2 separate regions of the Homo sapiens genome follow, and region 2 is linked to region 1. A link is a loop called in an ENCODE intact Hi-C map of the cell type or tissue named here. Cell type or tissue: dorsolateral prefrontal cortex. All regions are shown on one strand. Links, peaks and the distances in the headings refer to the core of each region. The heading gives the core; the rest is flanking DNA. Region 1 has its middle 170 kb from the start of RHOU. Region 2 overlaps LOC105373143 (a long non-coding RNA gene).

What was found. Peaks named below come from ENCODE experiments on the same cell type or tissue, not always from the same donor. Only the 100,000 strongest peaks of a DNase experiment are listed, where the experiment ranks them.
Region 2: it touches region 1 in a loop (3-fold over the local background); 5 of 110 quality-filtered maps call a loop at or near these places.

What each region holds. Positions count from the first base shown.
Region 1 is chr1:228,897,745-228,908,574 of GRCh38, reverse strand. No RefSeq gene overlaps it. Among named protein-coding and RNA genes, the nearest start is that of RHOU, 170 kb to the right of the region's middle. RefSeq lists a silencer at 5,199-5,493 and enhancers at 8,332-8,987, 9,562-9,811. In dorsolateral prefrontal cortex, for the core only: no CTCF peak of the experiment used is centred there; DNase peaks (open chromatin) are centred at 5,374 and 8,290; H3K4me3 peaks cover 1,093 bases; H3K27ac peaks cover 5,364 bases.
Region 2 is chr1:228,948,935-228,959,764 of GRCh38, reverse strand. All of the region lies in intron 1 of LOC105373143 (a long non-coding RNA gene), which reads right to left. It overlaps LOC124904539 (a long non-coding RNA gene), which reads left to right and starts at 9,950. Exons shown (of 3, transcript XR_007066920.1): 1 at 9,950-10,183. RefSeq lists an enhancer at 1,676-2,536. In dorsolateral prefrontal cortex, for the core only: no CTCF peak of the experiment used is centred there; a DNase peak (open chromatin) is centred at 5,754; H3K27ac peaks cover 2,229 bases.

The sequences.
Region 1 (10,830 bases), core at 1,564-9,563:
CTAAGGACAATGGTGAACTAGAAATAAAACCACCTCACTTTCCACCTGTACGAGGCTGCAGGTAAGGTTCTCTTGGTGATCATCAGAGCAAAGGAAAAATATCAGAAAAACAATAACAGCCCCTAAGGAGTTGTGATCACAAGGTGACTCTCATAAGGATGTGCATCATAGCCTCACATCACCTGGGTGGTACAGGAAACCTTTAATTATGAATTTATTTTAAAGTAGTCCCAGGCTGGTAGTGCCTTCAGGTGTCTGGGAGAATGAATCCCAAATTCTATTATGGATAAATAGTTTCTCAACATCGGCCTATAAATACTTTTACAAGGACAATGAGCAGTACACAGTCAAAAATAACCAAGCACACAAGGAAACAATTCATCATAGACAAAAACAACTGAAAGAATAAACAGAACAAATATTCCTCTAATACTTAGATATGGGAATTATCAGACAAAGTCAAACTGATGCTTACCATGTTTAAAGAAATAAAACAGGCTTAAAAATAGTGGCAGATAACAGGAATCTATAAAAAGTGACCTAGTATATTTTTACAAAAACAAATAGAACTTCTAGAAATAAAAATACAGTATCTAAAAGTTAAAATTCCTTTGGTGGGTTTAATAGCAAATTAACACAGCTAAAGAGAAAATTATCATATTTCATAAGATCCGAGACAGTATTGATTATAAGATGCACTGTTATTTTATGAACACTAAGAAAGAAAACAATGTTGTCAATTAAACTGTGGCACAATGCTTTTTTATTAGAAATTTTAGTTTGCGCTTACTGAAAGAGCTCTTTTAGACTTATATTTTTAAACTCTGTGCCTAAATAGAACCCTTATGCAGACATAAAAGGGAAAATATGATTAAAATGAACTGGTTTAAAATGTTCCTAAAACTTCTTCACAGGCAGAGTCTGATTCTTCCAAGTCATTTTTAACTCAAAGTTTCATTTGTGTTTTTTCCTTGCTGTTGAGATGCAGCACTTCTCACAGTGCCCCATGACTGTTTCCAGGATCTTCCAGGGCCCTTATCCCCATTCTGTGAGGTTTGATTCTGGTGCTTTTGTGGCCCTGCCAGACATGGCCAATTAATAAAAGGTTTTCCGCTGAAATGCAATTCCATGAAAAGGTTTTGGATATTAACTAGGGCTCACTTCTATCCTTCCCCAAACTGTGCGTGTTTGTTGACTGAAATATCAAAGAACTGCAGTGGTCCAATCCTGCTGCCACAAGTAACAACCATGTTCATCTCTGGGCAGACGATGACTGTGATTTTAAAACAACATCAGTTGTAAGACACAGCGCTATTTCAGTATGTTAAAGTGTGAAAAATATATACAGTTGGCCCTCGGTATCCACAGGGGATTGGTTCCAGGACCCTCTCAGATACAAACTCTGCAGATGCTTACGTCCCTTATATAAATGGCATAGTATTTGCATGTAACCTGCACACATCCTCCCATATGCTTTAAATTATCTTAGATTACTTCTCATACCTAATACAATGTAAATGCTATGTAAATAGCTAGCATATGGTAGTACTTTCTTTGCATTATTTTTAATTGTTGTGTTGTTATTTTATTTATTTACTTAGAATATTTTCATTTGTGGTTGGTTGAACCCACAGAGGCTGAACCCATTGATATGGAGGACTGACTGTAGATATCTCAAATGGGTAAAGAATGGTAGATGAAGACCTGCTCCCAAATATTTGGTGTCTCTTTATTTCTACTGCTGCCAGTCTAAGGGGCTTTCAACCCTTTCTGTTTTATGATTCCACCTCCCCAGCCTCACTTCCCCTGCTCTTCCAGTTCTGGGCTGCCCCCAGGTGCTCAGAGTTCTTGGTAGCCCTCCTCACTCCACCCTGACCTCCTCTGTTGCTCCTCTCGCCACCGGCTCCTAGCCCTCTGCTGTTGGCACTGCCTGGGCATAGCCCTCTTACTCCATGCAGTCAGACTCTCCTGAGGCCAGGTCTTCCCGGGGTGCTTATTAGATGAAGACCTTGTGGAGCTTCATTCGCTCTTTGGTACTGAAGGCAAGCTTTAATGCACAGACGAACATTTTATCAAGTGGTAGTCACGAACTGAGTGCCTTTTGGCCAATAAATGTTTGTTACATTTCTGCTCTTGGGGCCTGTGAGAAGAGTTCCTAAAAGGATCATGCAGAGAGAGCTGAGACACTCACTTTGTCCCTGTCCTCTGGGAACATTCATCAGAGCGCGCACTCAGCCATGAGAACAGGGCATGACCACATGAAGGGGTTTCGTGAAGTTCTTGAGCAATGTTTGAGACAGTGTGTTTAAATTTTAATATTATATTCGGCAGGTCTGGTCAAAAAGATTCATAATAGCATTTCAACTATAATTTCCCCCCCTTGCAATTCATACAGCCTTCAATTTTTCACCATAGGATAGCTTATCTTTTCATCTTTTCAGGGAAATAGGATCCCACACACCAGACTGTTTGTATAGAATTATGCAATACAGCCCTCATAAATTTTGAGAAATTTGCTTTTACATATCATTTACATATTGTTTCTATCCAAATGAAGTTACTAAAGATTTCTATTCATCCTTAGGGAAGGGAAGCATGGTTTTTCCATTGGCCAGTCTTCCTAGAGAATGAAAAGTTATTTGCAAACCCTTCCCCTGCAGCAGCCACAACCCCAAAGCAGCTTCCTTAGCCATGAACGCGCTTGGAGTTTGATGGAGTGACATGAATGAAAGGCTTAAGGTTTGTGTATTAGTTGTCTACTGCTGCTGCAACACATTCCTCAAACCTGGTGGCCTCAACAATACAAATTTATTATCTTACAGCTCTGGAGGTCAGAAGTCTGACACAGTTCTCATTGGGTAATAGTCAAAGTTTTGATCAGGCTGCATTCCTTTTGGAGGCTCTAGGGGAGAATTCTTCTTTCTCTCTTCCAGTTTCTTTTTTTTCTTTTTTTTCTTTTTTTTTTTTTTTTTGAGACAGACTCTTGCTCTGTCACCCAGGCTGGAGTGCAGTGCTGTGATCTCTGTCTTGCTGCAACCTCTGCCTCCTGGGTTCAAGCTATTCTTCTGCCTCAGCCTCCTGAGTAGCAGGGACTACAGGTGCCTGCCACCATGCCCTGCTAATTTTTATACTTTTAGTAGAGATGGGGTTTTGCCATGTTGGCCAAGCTGGTCTTGAACTCCTGACCTCAGGTGATCCACCTGCCTCGGCCTCCCAAAGTGCTGGGATTACAGGCATGAGCCACCGTGCCTGGCTGCCCTCTTCCAGTTTCTAAAGGCTGTCCCCTTCCTTAGTTCTGAACACATTCCTCTATCTTCAAAGCCAGCAATGCTGCATCTCTCTGATCATTCTTCTGTATCACATCTCCCTTCTGCCTTCCTCATCTACTTTTAAGAACCCTTGTTCTTGAACAAGGACATTGGTCCTACCTGGATAGTCTAAGATAATCTCCCTACCTTAAGGTCAGTTTATTAGCAACCTTAATTCCATCTGCAACCTTAATTCCCCTTTGCCATGTAACATAACATAGTCACAGGTTCTAGAGATTTGGGCACAGATATCTTTGGGGAGCATTATTCTGCCTACCACAGTCTGGATAAGGTGAGAACTGGCCAGATCATGGAGAGAACAGCAACCTCAGAACTGCTTTCTGACCCAAATACAACACATAGGGAATGGCTGTGAGACAATTCCCCCTAGGGATATTTGCTGACCATAGAGAACCTATATAAGCGACAGTGGTTATCTGTCTCCATGTATACGATGTCCAGACCCTACTGGTCCCCCAGGATATTTCATCTCAAACAGACATATCCAGCTCAGTGTGTTTCATACTTTCAGCATAGTTTAAAATGTGGGGAAGAATTCCTCCTGGAACTCAAAGGGGATAAATGTTGGGGGATTAGTGAGAATTTCTGAAATTGGGAAAGTTAAAAGTTGGCAAACTCCTTTATTATTCACATTAGGCTTCAACTTAGCAACTTACCAAGATTGCCTTGGGCCTCCATGCCATCCTATTCACTGTGAAGTGAGCATGGCCAATCTGGTTTATTTATTTTTTAGGGGCAGGGAGGGTCTCATTCTGTCATGAGGTTGGAGTGCAGTGGCCCATTCATAGTTGCTGCAGCCTTAACCTCCTGGGCTCAAGTGATCCTCCCACCTCAGCCTCCCTGGTAGTTGGGACCACAGTCATGCACCGCCACGCCTGGGTAATTTTTAAATTTTTTGTAGAGATGGGGTTTTCACTGTGCTGACCAGGCTGTTCTCAAACTCCTGGGCTCAAGTGATCCTCCCACCTCGGCCTCCCAAAGTGCTGAAATTACAGGTGTGAGCCACCAAACCCCGCTCTAAACCATTTTATACTCTGATTCATCAGCATTGAGTTGCACAGAATACAATACACTCTCGCTAGTTTAAGCGGAGAAGAAATATTGAGGGTGTGAAATAGTTTACAGAATCATTGGGAGAGCAGAGGAAACAGATTTGAGGCTAAGCTTCTAGGAATTACATCCAAAGCCACATTGCAGGACTGGTGGCCAAAGTCACCAAAGTCACCACAGTCCCCACAGTCCCCACAGCTCCTGCTGCTCTGAGGAGGCTGCCTGCTGAATCAGGAAGCCGCGACTAGCACTGCAGTCTGCAGAGCTGCGCAGGGAAAGCTGCCTCCAAGGAATCGAAGCACTGTTCCTGTAGCTGCTCACTGCATGGAACAGTGATCTTTCTGCAACAGTCCCACACCTGCAAAACTGGAAGTCTTGTGTCCCGCCTCTTGTTTGGCTTAACTCTGCTCTGAAATCAACCCTTCCAGGAGGGAATTTGCTTGGCAGATACTAATCACATCTGGAGCCTTGGGCCTGGGAAACATAGGGTTTAGCTCTCCAGGCTCTGGGTGAAGGAAAGGAGAGTGTTGGGATAGATAGTGAGGAATCAGCCCAGGGCGCCCACCATTGTCAGTGAGACAGTGGGGAAGAGTTAGCACCCGAAGCCCCCAAGCCCACTGTGGAAAGTGATTTCACCTGCGTGAGGATCACCAGAACAGAGTCTGAAACAGGGCTCCCCAGAGCATGTCGCATCTTCCTCCTCCTTCTTCATATCTTTCTTTTTTTAAACAAAATTTCCTGGGCTTGTGTGGTTCAGTGTTTGGGTTGACTTTTGTTTCAGCTGAACTAGTTGACTTATTCTGGCTTTGTGGCTGCGCCAGTGAAATATGTACATATTTTGCCTGTGTACGGCTATCTTTTCCTGTTTTCCTTCAGGGATTATACATCAGCACAGAGTCCATGGCACTGCTCCAGATAAAACAGCGCGGCAGAATCATCACCACTGGCAGAGCTCTCTGGTTGACTCATGAGGATTGGGAATAAATGACCAAATATAAACAGTGGAGTGGTGCCAACTGAGGCTCCCTTGTAGCAAACGGTCCCCTGTGGCATGTGAAAAAGAGGCCGGGAAAAGCCCAGCTGTGGGCACCATGCCACTGACTGCCGCTAATTTACTGCCATGACTACTCCAGGGCACCCTGATTTCTGCTTTTCAGAAACCTTTTGTGCATTGTTTTTTCCACTATCCCCATTTGGTTGACTAACCTGTAAGGCACTGGCTCCCTCAGCCAGTCAGGGCTTAGGCCTGTTTTGTCACACTGCAAATCCCTCACTGGCTGGTTGGTAGCCGTGAGAGAGGACGCATTGATATTCCTAACCAAGTCTTGCTGGCCTTTAGCTTCCACGTGCTTACCTGCAAAATCCTCAGCTTATCTGGTGTAATCAAGATAAAAAATAAATGATCGATCGACCGATCGATAGATAGATAGATACATACATACATACATATTTAAATGCATAGATGAGATTGGTAGATAGATGATAAATAGATGAAAGATAGAGATAGATATGATAGGATAGGTAGGTAGATAGACAGTCAATAGGTAGGTTGACAGACACACAGAGAGAGACATGTAGATGTCACAGCACCGGCCATTGAAGGAGCCTGAACAACCTCACACATGCACAGCACCAGGCCCCTCTCCTTCTTCTCTGGCTCCTTACAGGATCTTCTGTCCAGAAGCTGCTGGAGGCATCAGTGGTTGCCCTCCATGGTTAGCACCCTGCCGGGGGGTGGGGGACATCTCCTGAAACTGAAGAACCCCCATGGCACTGAATGACACAAACTTCCCTTCTAGTCTCCCAGCCCAGGGTGGCACTGTGTCCTGTGCAAAAGTGAGGAGGATGCCCCTTTTCCCAACTCTGTCACTCTTTCTCATCTGAGCCTTAAAGAGTCGTGGCATACTCTCAGAGTGTAACACAGACCTTCCTGAAAACAACCCACTTTACGCTACCTGTAGTCTCTTTCTCCAAGACACTGGCCACAATCCCAGGGCCACATGTAAGCTCTCAGCCCAGGGTACTGGCCCCCAAATCTTTCTCTATCAGCACTCCTCCCCATCAGCACTGGCCACTCAGCCTGTGGGTGTATATGCATGTGTGTGCTGGGTATTGAGTGTGTGTATGTGCTGTGTTGAGCGTGTGCATGCATGTACATGCAGGGAAGCACAGTGTAGGCTAAGCTGAGACCCCTCATTTACTTAGGTGGGAGGATACTAAGAGATCTAAATACACACATCAATAGCAGGGGCTCTGCAGACACTCAGCAAGCTGGGAGTGGCCACCTGGAGGCTGTGTGGAAGGGGCCCCGAGGAAGAGCTCACCTTAGAAGATAACGCTTAGTCTCTGGTCCCTGCCAAATGACACTGTTACACTCCTAAGTTCCCTGCTCTCCAGGACATATTCTGAATACCAAATAAGACCCATGAGGCATGGTAGCTCAAACCGCAGGTTCCAGCGTGTCAAGTGTGTTTCCAGGACCAGCTGACCCTGCTCCAGTGAGAGGTTACCAAAGGCCTCTCAATATACAGGACCACCCACATCACTGCAGACCCCGCCAATATGCCAGAGCACTGATCACTTGATCTGAACAGAAAAGAGTGGCAGCCTAGGAGGGGCTGACGCTGAGTCAAGCTCGCACCCATTGAGAACATTCTTCTTCCCAAGTATTCCCTGCAATGACAGTGTAAGAAAGCTGGGATGCAGATAGAAATACTTGGTCTAGCAGTTTGGGTTTTTGCATTTTTCTGTAAGATTGCATTAAAGTGTGACATGGGTCCATGGACCAAGGAAAAGTTTTGGATTCAGTGGACTAAGCCTCATAATGTTATTAGGGCTACTAATGGGTGACGTTACAGTCTCTTCCTGCCACCTGCAGAGGCCCCAGATGGACCCATCCCTTCTAATGCACAGCTCTCCACACCCAACCTGTGGGCCTAGTTACAGTTGTGTGGTGGGGCCGACCCTCCACCCACACCCTGGTGGCCGCAGCAGTGAAGAGGGCTACAGCTTCCATGGGTGGGTGGCAAGATCTCATACCAGTCCCATGAGAAAGCTAAGATGCTTTATAAATGCTGCAAACTGTCAGCCCGCAAGTGAGTGCTTAATGCCAGAAAGCATACAGAAAGTCAAAGCAAACGTCTCTCAACCCTGTTTTTCGGTTGGGTTTTATTGTTTGTTCTTTGTGGCTGGGTGGGAGACTGGGGTAGAAAAAAAAATCCATGATTCTTTTTGAACCTGCCTTGTGTCCTTTTAAGAAGTAGCTTCTACCAGCAGCTGGTTTTGGTTTTTTGGTTTTTTTCCAGAGAGAAATGTGAGGGAGGACTGTGTTAGGAGCAAAATGTTCGTATCCACTTGCAGCAGCCTCTTGGTGCATTTCGGGAAACGGTATGTGCTGCCTGGATGCCTGGGGTTCTTTAGAATGAGCACATATTTATGTTAAGGAGGAAAAAAAACACTTGTATTTTCAACCTCAAAGATGATTTTTTAAAAGTCAAAACAACTCACATCCTAGGCTGCCAGAATGCTTGCTTTCTGCGCTCACTTCTAGTCCCAAATACATTTGTGTAGCTCATTATATGCTGACTGGAACTGTAGTTTGTAGTGAGAGCCAAGCAGCACTCTCATTCCAGCTCGTTTCTCATCAGGAGAGTGGTCTTTTATCACTTCAGGAAGCTGGAAAAGGCTCTCTCCCATGGCCATGCTGTTAGATAATGATCTCACCAACCCTAAGTAAAAGCAGAGGGTTTTTCACCCCGTAAAAGCCCTAGGCCAAGGCAAATCCCCACCCCACGCCCAGACTCAGCCCCATCAGACACAGGAGAGCTGGCCAGAGGATGGCCCCCCAGAGGCCTCGGGTCTTTGTGTAAATGAGTCCGCCCCACCCACCTACGCTGCCCTGGAGTATTTTCGATGACACCGTGGAGCAATGACTGCATCTCTTTGAGATCACATGAAGAGTTGTACTTAACAACAGCTCGGGAGGTCGGGGAGAAGCCACATGATGCAGCTGCTTTGAAAGCAGAAAGAAGATGGGCTCACGGTCGGGCTGGTGGCCAGCGGTGCTGGATAATGACTCCTCTGCCTGTCCCTCTGGCTGAAGCTGAGGAGAGTGAGCCCGTGCACCTGAAGACCCTCAGTTCCTTGTTTTCTCTCTTCCATATTTTCCAAGTCTTGCACAAAAAGCACATTCTTTCCCTCTCACCCCTGAATCTGCCTGTGTTCTGGGTGATGGAGGATCCCAGACTGGTTCACCCTATGGGGACAGATGGACCACAAAATGACTTCCGAGCCCACTAAGTTGATGGGCTTGTGGGGGCTGTGCCTTCTCACCCTCATTTGTCGGGCTCCATCGGTGAACATCTGGAAGCTTCTTCTTGACCTCTGCAAGCCACTCGCACTCGCCCCCAAACTCCTGTCTCAGGGCCTTGGCACTTGCCCTTCCTCTCCTCCTCTGCCCAGCCAGCCTCTCCCAGAGATCTGTGAGGCCTGTGCCTGCTGATGCTGCCTGGTGGTGAGGCCGCCCGCCATCCTGCCCCTCCCTACCACTTACCACCGCCGAAAAGACTCCAAGGGTCATTCATCTTTGCGGCTGTTATCTGTTTTTGTGTTACGGAAACCCAGCCTCCCCACCCAGACAGCAGTCTCCACAAGGAAAGAGATTCGGGTCTGTTCTCTTCTTCTGCTGTATCCTCAGCCACCAGGAAGCATAGCAGACACTTGGTGAATACCCACTTTTGCAGAGTAGAAATAACAATTGTGTATTTTGCTTTTTCATGTCACCTTCTATTACGTTATTTCTTCTGTTATCACATAAGCATGGACTGCTTTACAAATCAGAAAACAAACAAGCAAACCCATAAACATGCATTTTAAAATCTCAGGAGGCAGGCCAGGGGCAGTGGCTTACACCTGTAATCTCAGCATTTTGGGAGGCTGAGGCAGTTGGATCGCAGAGCCCCCTCTCATGCTTTGCGGGAGCAGAGCCACGTGTAGGTCAAGAGCCCTTCGAGAATGTGATGAAGTATTATTACAGATATTCTTCCCAGAAAACGTGTGCTCATGCCCATACAGAGAACATTTTTACACAACTCGAAGGAAGTCCCAGGTTCCCTCATGCCCCACAAATTAAGAACCCTGGGTTGAGATGAGTGACCCCTCTCACCTCACCTCATCCTTCCTGCACAAAGCTACTTCAGGGTTGTCAGGGATTCCAGTAAAATAGTGCTTCTCTCCACGTGTTGGACCCGGCAACCACGGCTCATGCCACGGCCTCCGTTCCTCACTAAGGCAAACTTCGCACCTGCTTCTGCCAAATGGGGCGGCCAGGGTCAGCTGTGCAGGGCCCCAGCCATGGGAAGTGGAGATAAGGAGGTGGTTAAAGGCAGCACAGACAGCAGGGCCTGCAGGAGCAGCTCAAAGAACTGTCCAGGCCAGCCTGAGAGGCCTACCTGTTACCACAGCCCCAGTGTTTATAAAAGGCCCGGTTGTTCCTCTTTTCTGGGGCTCTTTGAGTCATATGTGTTCTTAAAATACCAGTCTCAACCCATGAGCTGAGGTGGCCTGAATGAGACTTGGTTCCTCTCAACAAAAAGAGTCCAGATGGCACAATGTTGGGAGTCCATCCCTGGGAGCCGAGGCTGCTGACCAGGAGGGTCACTCTGGAAAAGAGAGAGTCTGGTGGCAAAGCTGCGTCAGGCGCTGGCCCACCCTTCTCACTACTCGTTCCCCTCCCAGCTGAGCTGCTAGGCTGGCTGAGCTCTGAGCTCCTTGTGGCTTTCAAATGCCATGTTTGACGAGAAGTTCATTCCAGGTGAGTTCCTGAGATTCCCAGATGAAAGGAACAAAGCAAAAATAAATAAATAAAAATATAAAGCAAAATAAGTTATTTGTTTGCCTTTTTGCCATTCTCCAGCCTGATACCACTGAGAGTAGCTTCCCCATTTCCAAAGTCCTACAACCCAATGCTGTAATCTTGGCTGCACCCCTCATCTCAGGTATTCCTGCTTCCCCAGCCCTTCCCTTCGCCGTGTCTTTTGCCGGCCTGGTGGAGCCACATCTGGAGGGGCAACCCTGAGCCCTCTGACCCGGACTGCCCAGAACAGCCGGCGACACTGGTAGACGCGGATCTGGTTTTTCTTAATCACGGCCCTCAACAGAATCCACAGACTTTCCTGGAAGCCACAGGGCAGTCTTCAGCCCCAGCTCCCATCTCTTCCCTCCACATCTAGGTGTCTTCTGTTTACAGAGAAGGAGCCATGATGAAAGATGGCTTTGACCCATTTGAAGACTTTCAGCCAGAAAATGTGCTTTGTACTAGGAGCTGGAGGAACGGCATTGCCACCACACCATACCCCTTCTTGATGGAATAGCCACAGCCAGAAACCTCCCTCTGTCCCTTCCCACATGGTGAGTGGCTCTGGGAACTGGGCTGAAGAGAGGGTTGGGTGAG
Region 2 (10,830 bases), core at 1,527-9,526, 51 kb before region 1:
TGCTTGTAGAGAATCACATTTAGTGCAGCCAGAACTTTCCCGGATGTAGGAGAATTTAACTAAGAGTCTGACACCTTTTAAGGTCTCAAAAAAGGTATTTACTATCTATTCTCTCTGAAGCCTGCTACGTGGAGGCTTTCTCTATATAACAAGAACCTTGGCTTCCACAAACCCCTTTATCCTAACTTAAGTATTTCTTTCTACTGACTTGAAGTCTTTAGCTGAACTCTTTCAATGACTTGCCAATCAGAAAATCTTTGAATCCACCTGTGAGTGGATTCCACTCACAGGAACATCTTTCCACTCATAGTATTCCCTTATGAATGCACCTATAATCTGCCACTTTGAGACGTCCTGCTTTTCCAGGCCAAACAAATATATACCTTACATGTATCGATTTATGTCTGTCTGTAACTTCTGTCTCCCTAAAATGCATAAAACCAAACTGTAACCTGCCCACCTTGGGGACACTTTCTCAGGACTTTGTGAGACTGTTCTCTGGGCCGTGGTCACTCATATTGTCTCAGAATAAGCCTCTTTAAATATTTTACAGGGTTTGCTTTTTGTTCTTGTTGTTGCTGACAAAAGAAATTGGAAGGCCTTAGAAGCTGCCTCAGAACCAAAACCTTTCTAATCTTTTGTTCCTCTCTCACCCCACACCCTCTTCCCCCAAGTGCAAGAAGGGACTCTGGAATTTTCTTATCTGAGAAGAAGATAAGTGATTAAAAGCCACAAATGCACCCAGATAGATTTTATTTGTTCTTCTGAGGACAGCTCCGATAGATTGCCTGGGAGGCTTTCTACATAATAAGACCACCTCTGTTCACAGTGCAGTTCTGCCCCTCACTTTCCTGTAACTTGCAGGTCCCATTCAGTTTCCTAAGAATATTTACAAGATAATATCTGCCTCCCAAGTCCTCTCAATTCCCCTAAAAATTATTTGCAATCCCGTAAATTGCTTTCATTTTCCCCATCTCCCTCTCTTCTATGAAGAGAGTATATAAGCCTCAACCATCTGGCCCTTCTTTGAGTCTTGTACTTGTGTGACTCTCGTGTCCATGTGCACATTAATACATTTGTGCATCTTATTTTCTGTTAATATATTTCTTATAAATTCATTTCAACAGATTTAGACTTGAACTTTCAGAGGGAAAGTCTCGACTTCCCTGTAGGAGGGTTTCTGTCCACGTGTGTCTTCTGAGCTTAAGCAGCACATGAATTCAGTAACTAGCATCTACCAAAGACTTTATTCTCCAAACAAAATGAAATAGATTTCTAGTTCGAAAGAAAGCAGCAGGTATACATGGAAGGAGAGAGGAACAGGAAAAGGGAGACTCATTATACTCAAAGAAGTTTACTCCTGTCTTTTATGGGAGGCCGTGAGGCAGCAGGAACCTGACCTCCCTTGCTGACTGTCAGTGATATCACTAGACAAGTTCCAGTAAACACAACTGACCATGCGGCATTCTTCATTACTGACAATTTGCAATTATACTTTGTACATCCCAGCAAGGGGTTTGGCCTTGTCCTTTTCCTAGTCTTGGTTAGGCATTCCTCCTTGTGGGATAATATGACATTCTGGGCAGTACATTTCTCGGGGATTATTGTATTTTTCAGGTCTTTGGCCTAATGCTTGAGAACATCAACTTAAGTCATGAATAATGGACCTGAAATGTATTCTCCGTGGGCACCCACTGCTTAGGAGCTTCAGAACTTGCCCCGGTCCTCGAATGCAGTATTTCTCAGTTCCCACCATCCAGTTGGACCTAAATAAAACCATCCCTTAACCTAGGAAGCACATGTACATTTTGTTTTGTAGGTGGGAGAAGAGCACACTACTGGAAAAATCTGAAATCATTTAGGCTGTCAGGACAAGGAACTAAGGAAACAGAACTCCAAACTTAATGAGCATTTTCTTGGCCACCACAGCAAAGAGCTAGCCGAGGATCGGGTAACTGTCACCTGTGCAGCGCTTAAGCAGATCTTCAGTTTCCAGAATGGGAAAGTCCCCAGAGAGTCCTGAGGCTGCCAACACCACTGCGAAGATTGGTTCCAACTGGGGCTTAGAGGATCAAACAAAAGCTTCTTTCCTCCCAGTGGCACTGATGCGTCGTGCCTTCTCTGAAATTCTCCTGTCAGCTTCCAGAGAGACTCCAAGTCATGGTGCAAGGGTGAGGATAGAAAACTAGTACAGGCCCCAGCTGGTAGCACCAAGGGAAGAGGTTGAACACTACTGTCTAGAGCATGGACTCAGCCCTGGCCATCGCATTCAAATTCTGTGATCTTTGAAAGTTACTTACACTTTTTGCACTTTAGTTGTCTCATTTGTAAAGTGGGGAAGACAATGCCTTTTTAAAAATTATGTTATCATGAAGAATAAATAACCTTATACATACGAAGTAGTCAGCAAACCCTGGCCCATAGCGTAACCGCCCAGTGGGTTCACTTTGCCCACTGCTTAGATAGAGCCGATTTATCAAGACAGGGGAAATGCAATAGAGAAAGAGTAATTCATGCAGAACTGGCTGTGTGGAAGACCAGAGTTTTATTATTACTCAAATCAGTCTTCCCGAGCATTCCGGAATCAGAATTTTTAAGGACATCTTGGTGGATGTGGGGAGGCCAGTGAGCCAGGAGTGCTGATTGGTCAGGTCAGAGATGAAATCATCGGGAGTCAAAGCTGTCTTCTTGCCCTGAGTCAGTTCCTGGGTTGGAGCCACAAGATCAGATGAGCCAGTTTATCGATCTGGGTGGTGCCAGCTAATCCATCAAGTGAAGCATCTGCAAAATATCTCTGCAAAACAGCTCAAGCACTGATTTTAGGAATAGTTTAAGGAGGGTCAGAATCTTCCGGTGGCATGACTCCTAAACCATAATTTCTAATCTTGTGGCTAATTTGTTAGTCCTACAAAGGGAATCTAGTCCCCAGGCAAGAGGAAGGTTGATTTTTGTGAAAGAGCTATTATCGTCTTTGTTTTAAACACTAAACTATAAACTAAGTTTCTCCCAAAGTTAGTTCAGCCTGCATCCAGGAACGAGCAAGGATAGCTTGGAGGTTAGAAGCAAGACGGAGTTGGTTAGGTCAGATCTCTTTCATTGCCTCAGTTACAATTTTGCAATGGCAGTTTCAATAGTAAGTGTCAGGCCTCTGAGCCCAAGCTAAGCCATCATATCCCCTGTGACCTGCCACGCGTACATCCAGATGGCCTGAAGCAACTGAAGATCCACAAAATAAGTGAAAATAGCCTTAACTGATGACATTCCACCATTGTGATTTGTTTCTGCCCCACTCTAACTGATCAATGTACTTTGTGATTTTCTCCACCCTTAAAAAGATTGTTTGTAATCTCCCCCACCCTTAAGAAGATTCTTTGTAATGCTCCCCACCCTTGAGAATGTACTTTGTGAGATCCACCCCCTGCCCACAAAACATTGCTCCTAACTCCACCGCCTATCCCCAAACCTACAAGAACTAATGATAATCCCACCATGCTTGCTGAGTCTCTTTTTGGACTCAGCCCGCCTGCACACAGGTGAAATAAACAGCCTTGTGTCTCACACAAAGCCTATTTGGTGGTCTCTTCATATGGACACATGAGACAGTAAGTGGCTTAGTAAATAATAGCTATTAGTAATACTGCAGCATCAAAACAAGAAACTGTAAAACATGTTAGAGTCACAGAAGCATTGGATCTTAGACTGGAATAAATCTTAATGGTCATCTAGTTCATCTCAGTCCAAAACTCCCTGGCCCTTTAGAAGAGTGTTGCTGCCCTTGCCCACTCAGCACTGCTCAGGCCTTTTTCTTTCTAATCTGCCAACTCCTCCACATGCCTGGGATAAAACCACAGGCTTGGACCATCCTACTCAAGCTTGAGGAGATAACCCTTTTGCAAGCAGAGAGTGTGACTCACATGGCTTTATGTACCCTGGCTTCTCCAGAATTATTACATGTGCAGTCTTTATCACATTGCAGGAGTTCAGACTATGACTCCCCTAAAATGTGCTTCTTTCGCATAAGGATTATTTGAGCTGATTATTTTCAGAAACTTTAGACACAGGAGAAACTGTAAAAATAGTGCAGCAGTTACCCTTTGGTAGAGACCTTACATGTATAAAGAAGATCTCCATTTGTAAGGGTGTCTCCCTGTCTGTACAAGGAAGAAAAGAATGACTCTAAGTTACTGAGTCTTACCAATGGAGAAGGCACTGACTTAAATTTACATAACAAACCTTACCCTTGTTTACTGAGTTTTTCCTTGTAACTTCCCCATTATTGGCCCCCCAATGCCTTTCTGTCTTAGTCCATTTTCTATTGCTTATAACATAATGCCTGAAACTAGGTACTTTAAAGAGTTAATATTACTAAAATTTCAATACTACTCAATGTGATCAGACTCAATGCAATTCTGATCAAGATGTCAATGACCTTCTTCACAGAAATAGAAAAAATAATCCTGAAACTTGCATGGAACCACAAAAGACCCTGAATAGCAAAAAAATAAATAAAAAGTTCTAAGCAAAAAAAAAAAGCTGGAGGCATCACATTATCTAACTTCAAAATATACTATAAAGTTGTAGTAATCAAAACAGCATGGTATTGACATTAAAACAGACACATAGACCAATGGAATAGCATAAAGAACCCGAAAATAAATCTATGCATTTACAGCCAACATTTTTGACAAGGGTGCCAAGAGCATACATTGGGGAATGTATGCTATCTCTCACCATACACAGAAATAAAAACAAAATGGATTACAGACTTAAATCTAAGACCTGGAACTAAAAAACTGCTAGAAGAAAACATTGGAGAAACACTCCAGGACACTGGTATGGGCAAATAATTTTTGAGTAAGACCTCAAAAGCACAGGCAATGAAAACAAAAACAGACAGATGGATTTCATCAAGCTAAGAAGCTTCTGCACAGCAAAGAAAACAATCAAAAAAGTGAAGATGTTACCAACAGCAAATCCATACAGGTCTCCAGCAACCTCAGTTCTTACCTCCTCAGAAGAAAGAATTCAGTGGAGGGGTATAGGCAGAAGGAGAGACTAAAGCATGTTTTAGAGCAGGAGTGAAAGTTTATTGAGAAGTTTTAGGGCAGGAATGAAAAGAAGTACAGTATACTTGGAAGAGGGCCAAGCAGGTGACTTGAGAGATCAAGTGCACCGTTTGACTTTTTCACTTGGGGTTTTATACGTTGGCATGCTTCAGGGGTGTTGTGCTGCTTCTCCCCTGATTCTTCCCTTGGAGTGGGCTGTCTGTATGCACAGTGGCCTGCCAGCACCTGGGAGGGGCCACATACACAGTGTGTTTACTAGAGTTGTATACATGCTCACTTGAGGTGTTTTTCCCTTAACCAGTTGAATGTTCCTAGAGGAAGGTCATATACCCATTAAACTCTGCCATTTTGTCTCTTTGTGCACATGCTTGAGCCCACTCATCCAACTCCTGAGATCTTATTGTTACTGGGGGGTCCTTGCTCCCAGAGCTCCCAACATGGTGGCGGGCCACTTCCAAGATGGTGACAGGCCACTTCCAAGATGGTGGCAAGCCTCGTGTTCTCTGATCTGGGTTTCTTTGCCTCACGGATTCCAAGGAATGGAATATTGGGCCATGCAGTGAGTGTTATAGCTCTATTAGAAGCTGTGGGTCACAGAAGAGAACCGTGGAACCCAGTGACTAGTGTTCAGCTCGATTAGGATGAATCTGGGCACTTAGCCATGCAGGAACAATGGCAAGCCTTTAGCCCGATCGGGAGCAGCAATGGGCGCCTCACTGAATCAGGAGCACAGCAGACACCCTGCCAGATCCAGAGGGATGGAAGTTAGTGGCTGGTCTATGATGGCGGCAAACAGCAGTGGTGGATGGCGAGCAAAAGCTCAGCTCAAGCCGTAACAAACACGGACCAGAAGAGAGTGCAGTTGCAAGATTTAACAGAGTGAAAACAGAGCTCCCATACAAAGGGAGGGGACCCGAAGAGGTTAGCCATTGCTGGCTTGAATGCCTGGGTTTATATCCTGATCATTTATCTCCCTCTGTGCTCTCAGGCAATAGATGATTGGCTATTTCTTTATTTCCTGTTTTTGCCTAATTAGCATTTTAGTGAGCTCTTTTTACTATCTGACTGGTCAGGTGTGAGCTAAGTTGCAAGCCCGGTGTTTAAAGGTGGATGTGGTGACCTTCCCAGCTAGGCTTAGGAATTCTTAGTCGGCCTAGGAAATCCAGCTAGTCCTGTCTCTCATTATCAGGAAGCTGCTATCACTAATTTGAGGTTTTTTCTATCTATTGAGAGACTGCCTTTCCCTGGAGCTGGCTGTGACCAAGTATTTTAGACAGACAGTTAACAACCGCCTGACCATCACCTGTTGATCACCTGACATTCCTGGTTGCGGGGGGCCTTCTCCTGCCCTGCTCATGTATGACTAGCTACCTACTGTAACAAAGAGACAAACCACAGAATGGGAGAAAATATTTGCAAACTAGCCATGTGACCAGGGAGTAATAACAAGAATATATAAGGAACTCAAACAACTCAATAGCAAAATCAGTAAACAATCCAATTTCAAACCAGGTGAAAGATCTGAATAGACTTTTCTCAAAAGAGGCCATGCAAATGGCCAATAGGTATGTGTAAAATGCTCAACATCATTAATTTAACCACCAGAGAAATGAAAGCCAAAACCACAGTGAGATATCATCTCATCTCAGTTAAAATGGCTTTTATCAAAGATAGAAACAACAAATGCTGGTGATATTGTGGAGAAAGGGAACCCTTCGTACACTGGTGATAGGAATATAAATCAGCACAATCATTATGAAAAAGTATATGGAGGTGCCTCAAAAAACTAAAAATAGAACTACCATATGACCCAGCAATCCCACAGCTGGGTTATTTATCCAAATGAAAGGAAATCAATGTATCGAGGAGATATCTGCACCCTCATGTTTATTGCAGCACTATTCATGATAGCCAAAATATGGACTTAACCCAAGTGCGCATCAATGGATGAATGGTTAAAGAAAACTTGGTGTATATACACAATAGGATATTATTCAGTCCTAAAATAGAATAAAATCTCATCATTTACAGCGACAGAGACGAACTTATGTCAAGTAGAATAAGCCAAGCCCAGAAAGTCAAACACCACATGTTCTACTCATATGTGGGAGCTAACAAAGCGGATCTCATGAAGATAGAGAGTAGATTGGTGGATACCGGAGGCCAGAGTAGAGGGGAGAAGTGGATAGAGGATGATTGATAGAAAAAATACAGTTACAAGAAATAAGACCTAATGTTCAATAAATCAGTACAGTGACTATAGTAAACAACAATTCATTGTATATTTCAAAATAGCTAGTAGAGAATAATTCAAATGTTCCCAGAGTACAGAAAAGATAAATGTTTAAGGTAGTGGATGTTCCGATTACCCTAATCTGATTATTACACATTATACATATGTATCAAAAGATCACATGTAACCCCAAAATATATACATCTCTTATGTCTCAATTTTAAAAAAGAATGAAATTTATTTTTTACAGTCATGGAGACTGGAAAGCTCAAGGTCAGAGGGCTGCATCTGGTGAGGACCTTCTTTCTAGGAGAGGTCTCTGAGGCATCCCAAGGAGGCACAGAGCATCACATGGCAAGGGGGCTGAGCTTGCTCATGTGCTAGCTAGCCCAGGTCTCTCTTCCTCTTCTTGTAAAGCTACCAGTTCCCCTACCATAATAACCCATTAATCTATTAATACATGAATGGGCTAACCCATTCATTAGGGCGGAACTCTCATGATCCAATCACTTCTTAAAGGCCCCGCCTCTCATACTGCCACACTGAGGACAAAGGGTCAACATGAGTTTTGGAGTGTTTCATGCGTGTCCGTGTGAAGAGACCACCAAACAGGATTTGTGTGAGCAACATGGCTGTTTATTTCACCTGGGCGCAGGCGGGCTGAGTCCAAAAGGAGAGTCAGTGAAGGGAGATAGGAGTGGGGCCGTTTTATAGGATTTGGGAAGGTAATGGAAAATTACAGTCAAAGGGGGTTGTTCTCTGGTGGGCAGGGGTGGGGGTCACAATGTGCTCAGTGGGGGAGCTTCTGAGCCAGGAGAAGAAAATTCACAATGGTGGAATGTCATCAGTTAAGGTGGGGCAGGGCCTTTTCACTTCTTTTATGATTCTTCAGTTCAGGCCATCTGGGCATATACGTGCAAGTCACAGGGGATGCGATGGCTTGGCTTGGGCTCAGAGGCCTGACATTCCTGCCTTCTTATATTAATAAGAAAAATAAAACAAAATAGTGTTGAAGTGTTGGGGTGGCAAAAATTTTTGGGGGGTGGTATGGAGAGAGAATGGGCGATGTTTCTCAGGGCTGCTTCAAGTGGGATTAGGGGCGGCGTGGGAACTTAGAGTGGGAGAGATTAAGCTGAAGGGAGGTCTTGTGGTAAGGGGTGATATTGTGGGTTGTTAGAAGAAACATTTGTCGTATAGAATGATTGGTGATGGCCTGGATACGGTTTTGTATGAATTGAAAAACTAAATGGAATAAGAGAAGGAGAAAAGCAGGTATAAAAGGACTAAGAATTGGGAGGACCTAGGACATCTAATTAGAGAGTGCCTAAGGAGGTTCAGCATAGTCCTGCCAGCAAAGATTATTTATTTACTTCAAGAGTTAAGAGTGGCAGTTTGGGGATAGCACGGGGAGATATCATCTGTGATGGCTTGGAGAAACAGTGTAAACCGGCAGTGTAAACAAGAGCAGGGCATGTATGAGTAGTTGAGAATGGTGAATAGGAGTATGACTAGACAGAAGATAGTAGGGATGACAAGTTATTTGGGGGCACAGTCTAAGTTGGTCTGGTGTCTGGAATGAGATTGGGGCCTAATAAAAAGGAGCGTCTATACAGGAGTTTAAATGGGCTGTACCTTGTAGCATTTTGAGGACAGGTCTGACTTCTGAGAAGGGAAAGTGATAAAAGTATTGTCCAGTCCTTTTTAAGTTGGTGGCTGAGTTTGGTGAGGTGTGTTTTTAATAGACCATTAGTCTGTCACTGAATACTAAGAGCCTGAAAAAATGCTTGGCTGATTTGACTAATAAAGGCTGGTCTGTTATCAGACTACATAGAGGTGGGAAGGCTAAACTAAGGAATTGTGTCTGACAGAAGGGAAGAAATGACTGCGGTGGCCTTCTCAGACCCTGTAGGAAACGCCTCTACCTATCTAGTGAAGGTGTCTACTTAGACTAAGAGGTATTTTAGTTTTTGTGACTCAGGGCATGTTGAGTAAAGCTAATTTGCCAGTCCTGGGCGGGGGCAAATCCTTGAGCTTGATGTGTAGGGAAGGGAGGGGGCCTGAATAATCCTTGAGGAGTAGTAGAATAGCAGATAGAATAGCAGATGGAACACTGAGAAGTTATTTCCTTGAGGATAGATTTCTACGATGGAAAGGAAATGAAAGGTTCTAAGAGGCAGGCTAGTGGCTTGTACTATAGCATAGCCTGCCTTTGCTGGTGTGTGGTGATCAGGCCTGGTGGAACTGGCATCAATAAATCAAGCGTGATCAGGGTGAGAAACAGGGAAGAAGGAAATGTAGGGAAATAGGATGAACATCAGGTGGATCAGAGAGATGCAGTCATGAGGGTCAGGTGTGGTATCTGGAATAATGTGGGAGGCCGGATTGAAGTCTGGGGCAGGAACAGTGGTAACTGTGGGACTTAACAAAGAGTGAGTACAGCTGAAGGAGCTGGGGAGCAGAAATTATATGCGTCAGGTATGAGGAAGAAAATAGACTTTGGAAGTTATGAGAACTGTAGAGAGTGAGTTGAGCATAGTTTGTGATTTTGAGGGCCTCTAAAAGTATTAAAGCAGCGGCAGCCACTGCACGCAGACATGAGGGCGAGGCTAAAACAGTAAGGTCAAGTTGTTTCGACAGAAAGCCTACAGGGTGCGGTCCTGGCTCTTGTGTAAGAATTCTGACTGCACTAACCATGCCTAGGAAGGAAAGGAGTTGTTGTTTTGTAAAGGATTGAGGTTTGGAAGATTAATCGGACACGGTCAGCAGGGAGAGCACTTGTGTTTTTATGAGAATTATGCCGAGATAGGTAACAGATGAGGATGAAATTTGGGCTTGACTGAAGTAATGGGGGCTGTCTGTGAAGCCCTGTGGCAGTACAGCCCAGGTAATTTGCTGAGCCTAATGGGTGTCAGGGTCAGTCTAAGTGAAAGCAAAGAGAGGCTTGGATGAAGGGTGCAAAGGAATAGTAAAGAAAGCATGTGTGAGACCCAGAACAAAATAATGGGTAGTAGAGTGAGGTATTGAGGATAGGAGAGTATATGGGTTTGGCACCACGGGGTGGATAGGCAAAACAATTTGGTTGATAAGGCTAAGATTCTGAACTAACTCGTAAGCCTTGTCCAGTTTTAGGACAGGTAAAATAGGGGAATGGTAAGGAGAGTTCATAGGCTTTAAAAGGCCATGCTGTAGCAGGCGAGTGATAACAGGCTTTAATCATTTTAAAGAGTGCTGTGGGATGGGATCTTGGCATTGAGCGGGGTAAGGGGGATTAGGTTTTAATGAGATAGTAAGGGGTGCATGATCGGTCGCCAAGGAGGGAGGAGAGGTATCTTATACTTGTGGGTTAAGGTGGGGGGATTCAAGAGGAGAATACAAAGGAGGCTTTGGATTGGGAAAAAGGGTGGCAATGAGATGCAGCTGTAGTCCAGGAATAGTCAGGGAAGCAGATACTTTAGTTAAAGTGTCTCATCCTAATAAGGGAACTGGGCAGGTGGGGATAACTAAAAAGGAGTGCTTAAAAGAGTATTGTCT